Regions from separate parts of the Mus musculus genome. Here region 1 is linked to region 2. A link is a contact called in ENCODE POLR2A ChIA-PET data. All regions are on one chromosome and are shown on one strand. The core of a region is the stretch at or near the end of the contact, and the rest is flanking DNA. Distances in the headings are between cores, read along the strand shown. Region 1 holds the start of Zbtb37 (zinc finger and BTB domain containing 37). Region 2 holds the start of Suco (SUN domain containing ossification factor).

Region 1 (5,277 bases), core at 2,333-4,832, 840 kb after region 2:
TTAAACACTTTTCTACAATTTTAACTTAAATGGTAACTGTTAAAACACAGAACATCAGATCTTTTACTATCATCAAGTAATCAGTGAGAGAGTTCAAGTTGTGTGAGATCATCATGTATTCTGGAGTAGGTTCCCGGTTAAGCATTTGCAGTTCTCACCTCAGAAACAAAGGTGCAGTCACTGCATGTCCACTTGTCACAGGAGCCCTAAGAAAACAAAGACTGACTTACTTCTCTGGCTTAGAGTAGTTAAATTTTACATGTTAGTATAGTAACCTCAGAAATAAAATGGAACGGTTTAAAGGTGATATCACTTTGTATCATTTGGCAGAATCATCACATCACTGGTTACAAGCTATATTACAATCTGTACAAAAACAAGTGACAGACTTACTTTGAAATTCAGAATGAAGGACCGGAAATTCAGAATGACCAATCTGTTTGAAAATTAAAAATAATTAGTGCAGTTACTTATCTTCATTTTATTTCACACTATTCTCTCAGTGTTCAGTTGTCTTCACTAGTCTCCATGGGCTCACATCAATTCTCTTGCCAAGAGGCCTGAGATTTATAGTTTCAATCGTCATACCCTAGGGAACTTATGTATTTTTCACAATAAAATTGTCCTACTGGGTTAAGTCAGTGGCACAGCACATGCCACCTTAGCATCAGGCTTTGGCCTCATCACTTGGGACTCTTATCTTGTATTTCCTAATACTATTCAAGGAAAACTCTTTAAAACATTACAGCCAGATACATCAGATAGGAGCGAAAGACATGATTGTTCATCAGAGTTAAGTCTGCTGAACTATGTTATCATCATGGTATCGGCTTGTTTGGAAGGGGTTGAAAGTAACTAATACATGCACATTTCAAAGACTTACCATTGTGTTTGCAGTGCCTTCACTTGAGGTGACCCATTAATACCTGTAAGAAATTACACTCCGTTTAGAAATATGTATTTGTAAAGTATATTTACTGATGTCCTTAAATACTGTTTCAGCTTAACAATCAATCTTCAATCTTATTCAGAGAGATTCCCATCTGTTTAACTTTATTGATCATCACTAACAGTACCTTAATTCATATAGTAAATACCAAACTTACAATGCTTACCTTTCTTTATTCAAACCATTATTTGTACCTGAAAAAAATTTAAGGCACCATTTAGTACTGATGGTAGCACATGCATGTTCAAAAGCTAAATGTTATGCAGTAAATACTGCAAATGACTGGAGGGAATTCAAGGCCCCCAATGGCTTCTTACCCAAGCAAGCCAGCCAAATGAACAAGCATGCAACCAGTTAACTAGAATTAAAAGAAAATACCTCTTACAAATATGCTAAACATCATTCGACTATTCTTAGTTGCCTGCCACAAGGTTCTTCAGTGTTAAAAATTGTCTACAAGTTATTTTCAGCTCAGACATTTGATCAACATCATTACAAGAACCCAGAGTGTTGTCCAAAACACACCTATCTAAACATCCGTAAGACAATGCATGCTGGAGTTTTGATGATTCAAAGTCTCTGCATGTCCCTTTGTACTGACCCAAATTCAAGTGTTTTTCAATACTTACCTTTCAAACTGTCTATCCAGCCTCAAACTCCACCTAGAAAAAAACATTAAAGAGCTTTTCAATGCAGTCAACAGATTTGAGTTTGCCCCACAATAAATGTCAAGGAAGCCCACCATCAGATAGAGCTAATAAGATCTTCAGGTAGTCAGTATTTGTTCGTCATCATGCAGGCTGTGTTCAGCTATGACCAGGATGGAACACGTGGCCAGTATTTGGCAGAGTGCAACAAAGCCAAGCCTGTTTAGCATCTACAATTCCTTTAGTTTGACTTACCATTTCATTTTCTGGTCTTCTATTCTAGCACCTACAACAAACAAATAGTTAAAGCTGCCCGGTTAGGCCCCTGACTCAGCACTTAAGATGGGGGAACCAGAGTCCACCAAATAGGGGGTAAATGCGTTAACGACCACTAGCTCCCACATATCAAAAACCAGCCTCCTCAGATACGCAGAAACAATGCCCTGACTTCAGACTTCCCACCCACTCCTCTATCTACAATTGCTCTCAGGGAACAATACATTCAATGTGTGGGTTGAGGGATCTTTAGTGCTCATTTGCCATTGGGTATTCCTTGTAATGGGACCACATGCACACACAAAATTGCTTACATTGCGCTCGCTCTGTTATCCAGCTTCCTGACGAGTCCTGGGGGGGGGGAATCTTTATGTAAAAACTGCTTACTCTGTAAGTAGCCCCCAAATCATTATTTTGTGTGCCTCAGTTATAATCATGGTGGTTTAAAGCTATCGTCACCCCAGCTGTCAAGAGTAGCAAATATGATGTCATCATTGTGGCACTGTCCTTTCAACCTAACTTCTCATTACTATTCAGTACTCACCTCGTAAGCCTTCATCCTCCTTTGCCACAGAACTGGAAATAAGAGATGTGAACAGTCAGTCCCCTTCTTCACGGAACTAAACCCTTTCCAGTAGCTGAATTAAAGCCTCAGAAAAGTGTTTTTCAGAAATCCCTTCTGTCCACTACTCTCATACCATCATGGGCTTTGTGGTCATTATGTTCTAGTCATGCCCCTCCCCCACTGAGTTACCTGGCTGTGAGATCCCACAAGATGTCCCATCACAGAGGTCCACACTGCCATTCCTAAGAAAAATGTTAATCTTTAGTAGTTCTACTTCCACAAAATGGACCTGTCTTACAAAGAACTCCGTCCACATAGGCACTGTTGAGTTGCACATATCCAGCAGTTACATATAAGTCTCTAATCCAGGTACTTCCCAAGAGCAATCGTCCTCTTTGTTAGTGACTAAGGCCTGCTGGCAATCTCTAGCAAAAGCCTTCATCCCATGGTGATCGCGAAAGAAACACCGCGTGGCTTCGCATTCCACCCCCGTTGAACCGTGCACGAGGTGACTCAGCATGCTCTGCCATCAGAATCGTTGGTATTCATCAACAAGCTCAGTTGTCCCTACCAACATAGCCTTCATCATAGCATGAACACGCATGCTGAGTCGTCTTTGTCTGGTGTCCAGACCAAAACCCAATGCTATTTTATGTCACAAATACACGCAGAACCAACCTCCTAAAGTTTCCAGCTTGTGCCCTGAACTAAGCTCACCGGCTGCGCCGGGAATCCCACCAGCTTCCAGTGCTTCAGCCTCCAAGGCCCGAAGCCATAACATACTCAGGAAATTGCATACCTGCTCAGAATGCCGCACAGCTCCGAAAGGCTGAGATGGCGGCTGAGTCGAGTATATAAGGTCTTCGTGACGTCAAGACGCAAAGCTGCTTGCTGCGTCCACTTAAACCCCGCCCCTCACACGCCCTCAGACTCCTCCTCAAGCCCCACCTTCTTCAGGCCCACAAAACTTTCCCTCTGGCCACGCCCCCGAGAGCCCGGAGGGCGGAGTTGCCGCGGGCACGATAGGCCCGCCCTCCGCCTCCCTGAGGAGTACAGGCTGAGGGGAGGGGGCTCCTGCAAGGAAAGCGCTGGGGGTGGGGCGGGGTGAGGGTGACTGATTTCCTTCCGGCACGTCGCTCGCTCCGGAGGAGGGGGCGGGGGGTTTCACTTCCGGGACGGTGTTCCGGCCCATTCCGGCCCATTTCCACCCCCGGAGGTAGGTGCTGCTCCTTGACTGGGCTCGTTCCCCGCACCCCCGCCCCGTTAGCTCATACCCGACGCTCCCGGGCCGCGTCTGGGTTGCAGCCAGCTCCTGCGGCGCTCAGTCGCTGCCCCACCTCCCCTCCCAGCACTCGGCGACCTTCCGCCCCTTTGGCTCCGGGCTGTCGAGCTCGCGGGCCCGCCCCCTTGGCGAGCCCCTCCCTCAGGACCCCGCGCGCGCGCCGGGGCCACACCCAGACACACCCCCGCCCCGGCAACCTCCGCCGCCCTAGACCGATCCCGGGGCGCCGCCCCCTTCCCGGTCCCGCGCCTCACCTGTGCGCCCGCAACTCCCTTGCCGCGGGGCTCTGCTCCTGTCGAGCTTCCCGGCATCTGTGCCACCTCCTCGCTTAGCCAGGTCCCCCTTTTCCCATGCTTCTTGACACTGATAGAGGCCTCCCCAGTACCCGACTGGCCAACCCCAGCGTTCCCGATTCTCCCTTTTACAGCTCTCGCCCCTTCAGTGCCGACGCTAGAGAAAGACTTTACTCCAGGGGCTTCCTCCTCACTGGGGAATCGCTGGAAAGAGCAAACAAAAAAGGCGCTGGTGTAGGCTCCAAAATAAACATCTGAATTCGTGATGGCATCGACAGAGGCACTTAATGGATTAAAAGTTTCAAAACAAACAATAACGCTTTGGAAAAAGGTCAGATTGGTTAAAGTTGCGTCTTGAAAGCCGTGTTTGCACTTACCTGTTTACTCAATAAGTGTATTGTAAATGCGAGGTGATAAAGTGAGCTTGTCCGGACTACTTCCTGGTGTGCTGTGTAGTCTCATAAATTTAGAGAAACATTGGATGCACGGTGAGCCTAAATCCTTGTGGTATACTGGAACTACCCTCAACTAATTAAGACTATTTGATGCAATTGCAGTCTTTGTGGTGTGAAATTTCAGGCTTTATTTTTGTCAGCAGCTGTGGGAAACCAACTTTCCCAGTCAAAGTAGCATCACCACTTTGGAATACCCAAGTTTCAAGTTTGTTGGGGAGAAAAAGTATTACTTAGTTTTTGCTAACTCTGGCAACTAGGCCACAAATTCTCTGCATGTGAATTGAATGCTGACAGGGCTGTGGAATGTTTCTCAGAGTCACCTCAGAGTCCCATATTCAAAAAGTGGGAGCTCAAACTGGTAAGCTTAAAAATATGGGCCTAATCGGGCATGGTAGTCAAACACCTCTAACACGAGCATTCTTTAATCTCAGCAGAAGCAGTCAGCTCTTTTTGAGTTAGAAACCAGATGGTCTACATAGTGAGTTCCAGGAATAGCCTGGGCTTCATAGACCCTGTCAAAAACAAATATCTGGTGGGTGGCTTAATTCTAGCATTCCTGGAGGTAGATCGCTAAGTTCCAGGCTAGTCTGGTCTACTGAGCAAGTTATAGGGCATCCAGAGCTATATAGAGGGACACTGTCTCATGGGGAAAAGTAGTGATAATAGCGACCATTCATGTAGGATATTAGACTTTATACCCAATCTGTATGTGTTTGATGCCCCTTCTTAGTGAACTCCTGTCTTTATTTTATATAGTCTACTAATAAAGTATGGGCATAGCTTGAATTTTTCGCAGTGTAGCAGTCACTT
Region 2 (5,250 bases), core at 489-2,988:
AAAATACAGTATATTTATTTACACATTAAACTATAAAAAGAACGAAATCTTGTCATTAGTTGTAACACAGATGAAATTGGAGAATGTTGTGTAAAATCAGAGGTAGAAATACAAATGCCGTGTAGTCTCTCTTATACATGAAAATTAAGATAATTTCAAAGATGAGAACAGAATAGTGTTCACAGATCTCAGGAGTTAAGGGTGGGAGAAGTGGAGGAGGTTAATGGGTATGGCGGTGCAGATAGATGAGAGGAACTGAAAATAAAATAAAATAAAATAGGAAGGGAATGACTGCTCCTGGGCATGGTAGAGGAGGTTTATACAAGGGAGACATAGCCAGAGACAGGGGCATCTGGACGAGTCCAGAGTGAATACGAACCTGAGCAGGGGCCATGTGAGGAAAGTGGAGGAGGCAAGGAGAGCCAGGAGACCAGGAGATCAAGAGGCCAGGAGGGTAAAGGGCAGACCAAAAGGGCCAGGTAACCAAAATGGCTGGATTATATAGGGAAGGGTGCATGAGGGAATGGCTGCCCAGCCCCTGGGCTGGAGAAGTTTGGAGTAGGGGCTGATGAGAAGAATCCTGCAACTAACTGGTAGAGACTGAAGAATGCTGGGAGAACGTGGCAGCCAGTTCTGCTTTGATATGTTAAATAGGCACACGGGAGACTTAGAGGAAGGAACTGCTATACTAAGAGGCCAAAAGTCTAGTCTCTTCCAACTGCTGTCTTTCAGGATCAGTAAGCTACTTGAAGAGATGTCTGGCAGTAGCCACAAAGCATTCTGAGATTGCACACCAACGCTCCCTAAGTAGGATTCTGGGCCTCAGCTTTTTACAGATTTTGGGGTCTCCATCTGTGAACACCACTTCTTTTTTTTTTTCTTGTTCACAGCAAGTATGTGTAGGAGTTCGCTTTCTCTGCTTCCAGACGCCGAGAGTCCGTAGTGTCTTTTCTGCCTTGCAGCAGCAAACCCACAGCCCGAAATTAAAAGAACAAAAAAGAACACTAAAGCTCTATCTTAGGAATCTGGCGGGCAGGTAGGAATTCTCACTTAGGTGAAAGAAAAGCTCAGTCCTTCCCAGCCAATCATGTGAGAGGAAACGTTGACACGCCTCTTTCTACCTTCCAATCATCATCTACCTCAGTAAGCCCGACCCACTGCCGGTAAACCGACTTTTAAATTGCATTAGCATGCTTTCTCCTGACCCTCTCCAGTCATTCCAGGCCGTTCCATGACTGTGCTCCAAGGAAGAATTATAGACTTAACAATGACAAATGACAAAGCTAGTCAGTCTGAAGGTGAGAAGTGAAAGTGTAAAACTCGAGAACCAAACCCGCGAGTTCTACGGAGGAAAAAAAAAAAAGGCGGGTTCGGGCAGGAGGACTACAAGCCCCAGATACCCGTGCGCGGAGGCGGCGCGTGCCAGCGAGAGTGGGCAGGCCATTGAAAGGCGGAAGACCGAGGGTTACAGGACTTCCTGTTCGAGCGCCAGCGAGTGGGTGGGACCTGCGCAGGTTGGGCGGCGGTTGTGGCGTTTTGGAGCTTTGTCAGCGGAGGGGGCGTGGCCCGCGCTGTGACTTGTGGAGCGCGAGCCGAGAGGGACGTGGGTGACGCGTCTCCTTCCACCCAGCTCAGTGGAGTGCGAGGTGCGCTGGCCCGGCCGGGGATTGGCTGCTGAGAGGCGAGTACGCGGCGGCCGTTGGTCGCCGGCAGCACGGAGCGAGGGCCCGGGCGGGCGGGGCGGGGATGGGGAGGCAGTGGCGGCGAAGGCCGGAGGAGGCGGGCGCGGGCGAGCGGGCAGACAGAGCGGCGGCGGCGGCAGTCTCCCGAGCGCTCCTGTGAAGCGTCCCTATTCCCGTTGCCGTGGGCCTCTCGGGGAGGCCATCCGGGACGCGAGCCGCTGCGGAACCGCTCCCCAAGCCCCACTGCTCTTCGGACTCTCGGTCCCATCCTCGCGTTTCTGCTCCGGCTCCTCCATCTTGGCCTCGACAGTGGCTGCTGTGGGGAGGATGTGCCGCCTCCTGGCAGGGGGAAGAAGGAGGAGAAGATGAAGAAGTACCGGCGGGCCTTGGCCCTGGTCTCCTGCCTCTCTCTCTGCTCTCTAGTCTGGTGAGTAAGGGGCCGGCCTCTGGGGACTTCCCGTGGGGATGAAAGAGGGAGTAGGTCGGGTCACACCCCCAAATCATCTCGGCTTTTTGGGTTGCTTGGTGCTCCTGCTCCTAAGCCAGGGACACAGCGGCCACCCAGCTCTTCCTCTTGTGGTTTACGAGTTGTGTTTTGGAATTTGCAGAGTTCCAGCAGGGAGAGAAGGGGATATTGGGGATCACTTTTTGCCTTTGTACTCGGGTACCCCATCACCGCAGTTAGGGCAGTTTGGGTAGTGTTCAGAAAGCTAGTGAGTGAGTTACTCAGTTTTGCTGTCAGTTCATTTGCTTTCGTTATGAGGTAAGGGCAGGGGCGAGTCAGGTGTGATGTGTTCCGGACCTGTGATTTTGAAAACGTGAGTCGTCATGAGGGTAAGAGTAATGTCTAAACTGTTGTTCTTCTGGTCAGGTCTTGCACAATCTTGACCAATAGTACTTTTGGGGCTGCTCCTTGAAACCCTGCGGCGTGGGGCGGGCGGGATCCCTGATGAAGCCCTTTTTCGGTTAGCCTGGTGGGAGAGGATTATCACAGATGTGGAGTCAGCCATAGTTTTGGGGCATGTTCTTTGGCACTAGAAAGGAAACGGTTTTTGCGACCCGCTCTGTCCCTTTCTCTGAAGTTCTATGGAGTTCAAGTTAATTTCAAGCACATCTCTGGATGTCCAGGAGCAGACATAGCTTATGAACCAAAGGATTGCTAAAGGTGTACTTGGAAAAGCCATTCTTTCTGAAGGAATTCCCAAAGAGCCTTGAGACTTGGTGACTGAAAGTGATGGCCTTTGTGTTAAAGAGATTTTGCTTCTTATACTAAAATCTAAACACACTTTCTTATTTACCTTATGTCTTCAAAGCGCCAGTAATAATTCCCTTTTTTTTATGGGTGTAATGGAATCCAGAGGTGCTCAAGTTGTAGAGTTGTTGCTCACATAGAATAATATATTAATATGGGCTCAAGAAAACACTTGTCTGAGAAAATCTGACTGGAAAGACTGTATTTCTTGTCATTCTGAATCCTTTAAATACTCCTTAAGAGAAACTGGTACCTGAAACCAGTGTAGGATTAGGTAGCAATTTCTTAGAGTTGGTGAGCTTCTCTTACTAGCCTTTTCTCCCCTCATTCAGAAATTATCTCCAGATTTTGTTACCCACTTCTCTTTTGTAGATTGAGTATTCTATGTTCATATAATAATCAGTTCTAGGGTCTACCCAGGACTTACTCTATTACTATTACTGCAGTTTAGTTTGATCTTATACTGTCATAGTTGATAGATTGTGTGTGATACAGCCTTCTGCCTTTTCTCTTTTCCTGCCTAGAGTGCTATAGATTTACCTTAACAGAAAACCAAAATGCATCCTATCTATTCATTCTGGTTGCTATTTTTTTCTTTTGCACACTGCTAATCACAATTCTTGGTTAAGTAGTACAGTGTATTCTAGGTGTAATTGTAGTGTAGCTACAGAAGAACAGTGATAGCTAATATTTATTGTTATCTGTACCAAGCATGTGGCATGTGTACGTTTTAGCATCTTTGTCAGCAAGGTCCTCTTAGGTAGATATTATTAGTTGAATTCTGTATTTTACAGATGAATAAATAGAGAGGCTAAAGTTATGCTTGCAACAGAGTAACATGGCTAAGCAGCTACTGCATTCTAAAATTTAGATTTGAACCTAAGCAGCTTGTAATACAGGCTCCTCACTACAGTGGTCCTCTGACTGACTATAGGTTAAATAAGGCCTGTGTTTTTAGACAGATACAGTACCATCACTTACTAGATATGTGTACTTGGACATGCTATATAATTCCTTTGAACTTTAGTTTTTAGAGCCTCAGTATGATAAAATTGATCCATTCATACCAAAGTTATTAGAAGCAAATGAGATAACACATGCACTTTGTAAAACAGTAAGAGCATGCTGTCTTTCATTATAAAAGCATTCAAAGGTGTTTTTCTTATGTTTACTGTGTATTGAATATTGTGAATCTTGAAAGCTTGAGTGAGTGGCCTCTCTCGTTTTTAGTACTGAAACTATCTCAACTAAGAAGCCTCCTTGTAAGCTCCTACTGCTGCTATAACAAATTACCAGAAATCCACTGGCGTACACATAGTTGTTTTATAGTTGTAGGGTGTGTGTACAGGAGTCCAAAATCAGTCTCACTGGGGCAAGTATTAAGGTGGCATGGCTGCTTCATTCTGGAGACCCTGAGGGGGAGACTCCAGTTCTTTGACTTTTTCAGCTTCTAGGTGTTGCATAGATTCTCTCTCCTGTCTCTCATCACTTCAACCTCTCATTTTGGCCTTCAACATCTGCTTATGACGGCCCTTGTCTTCCTCCTTCAAGGACTTATTATATTGTGTTTACCCTTAGTCAATATCCATGTCTCTTAGTTTGCTGAAGTCTTCAAAGTTTTATGATATAATATACACTATTCAGAAGCTGAAGGTGCAGAACTCTCTCAGTCATTGACAGAGGGGAGTTGATCATCACACTGAAGTGGACGATGTGATCCAAACCTTTGAACAGTTATTCTGAGTATGTTCCCTAGTAGTAAAACTTGGTGCATGTGCCTTTAAAATGTGTCTAATTATTTGTAATTTATCTACATGTATCAATATGGCATCAGTATTGTACATATAATTACCAAAGTTAGTTGTTTAAGAAAGATAAAAAATACTTTGTTAATATTACCATTTGTTTTCATTAAAGTAATTTTCAGTGAGAACTGTTTAATTTAAGAGATTATTTTATATCAAATGTAGATAAATGGTTTATAATGGTTACTCTTCTTAGCCTTACTATTTTGTTACTGGTTTATGCTTGTACTATTATCTTTGTTAGCTTTTCTGTTTGTTTGTTTGTTTTAAAATACATGTAGTAAGTTGTTTAGTTAAAGCAGAGCAATCCCTCCATCTTAGATGGACATGTATAGAAACCCAGTGAGTCATGGTATGCCGGAGGTAAACCAGAGCTTTACTCTTCCTTTACATATCTGCCTTTAGTTCTTAATATGTCTGCAGCTAACCCCTAAGAACCAGAACTCTTTACATTAATCTAAAAAAGGCTAATTTTTAAAAATAGTAACAGATTTTTTTCTGTGACTCAAAG

The links. ChIA-PET counts read pairs that join two places held with the same protein, here RNA polymerase II (POLR2A).
Region 1: POLR2A ChIA-PET joins it to region 2 with 16 read pairs in embryonic stem cell. The contact joins the promoter of Zbtb37 here to the promoter of Suco in region 2. POLR2A ChIA-PET finds 5 or more read pairs at or near these places in 4 of 5 experiments (Patski and embryonic stem cell).

Annotation. Positions count from the first base shown.
Region 1 is chr1:161,033,154-161,038,430 of GRCm38, reverse strand. Zbtb37 (zinc finger and BTB domain containing 37) reads left to right here and starts at 3,582. Exons shown (of 5, transcript NM_001356489.1): 1 at 3,582-3,653; 2 at 4,147-4,343. Gas5 (growth arrest specific 5) reads right to left here and starts at 3,830. Exons shown (of 11, transcript NR_166052.1): 1 at 3,712-3,830; 2 at 2,627-2,679; 3 at 2,417-2,448; 4 at 2,187-2,223; 5 at 1,852-1,882; 6 at 1,579-1,611; 7 at 1,116-1,143; 8 at 884-926; 9 at 394-436; 10 at 159-206. LOC115487643 (a small nucleolar RNA gene) reads right to left here and starts at 3,037; the gene lies at 2,958-3,037. It overlaps LOC115487678 (a small nucleolar RNA gene), which reads right to left and starts at 2,581; the gene lies at 2,520-2,581. It also overlaps LOC115487638, Snord47, LOC115487644, LOC115487677, LOC115487645 and LOC115487640, and 1 more gene.
Region 2 is chr1:161,873,170-161,878,419 of GRCm38, reverse strand. Suco (SUN domain containing ossification factor) reads left to right here and starts at 1,738. Exons shown (of 24, transcript NM_001357402.1): 1 at 1,738-2,109. The coding sequence starts at 2,048.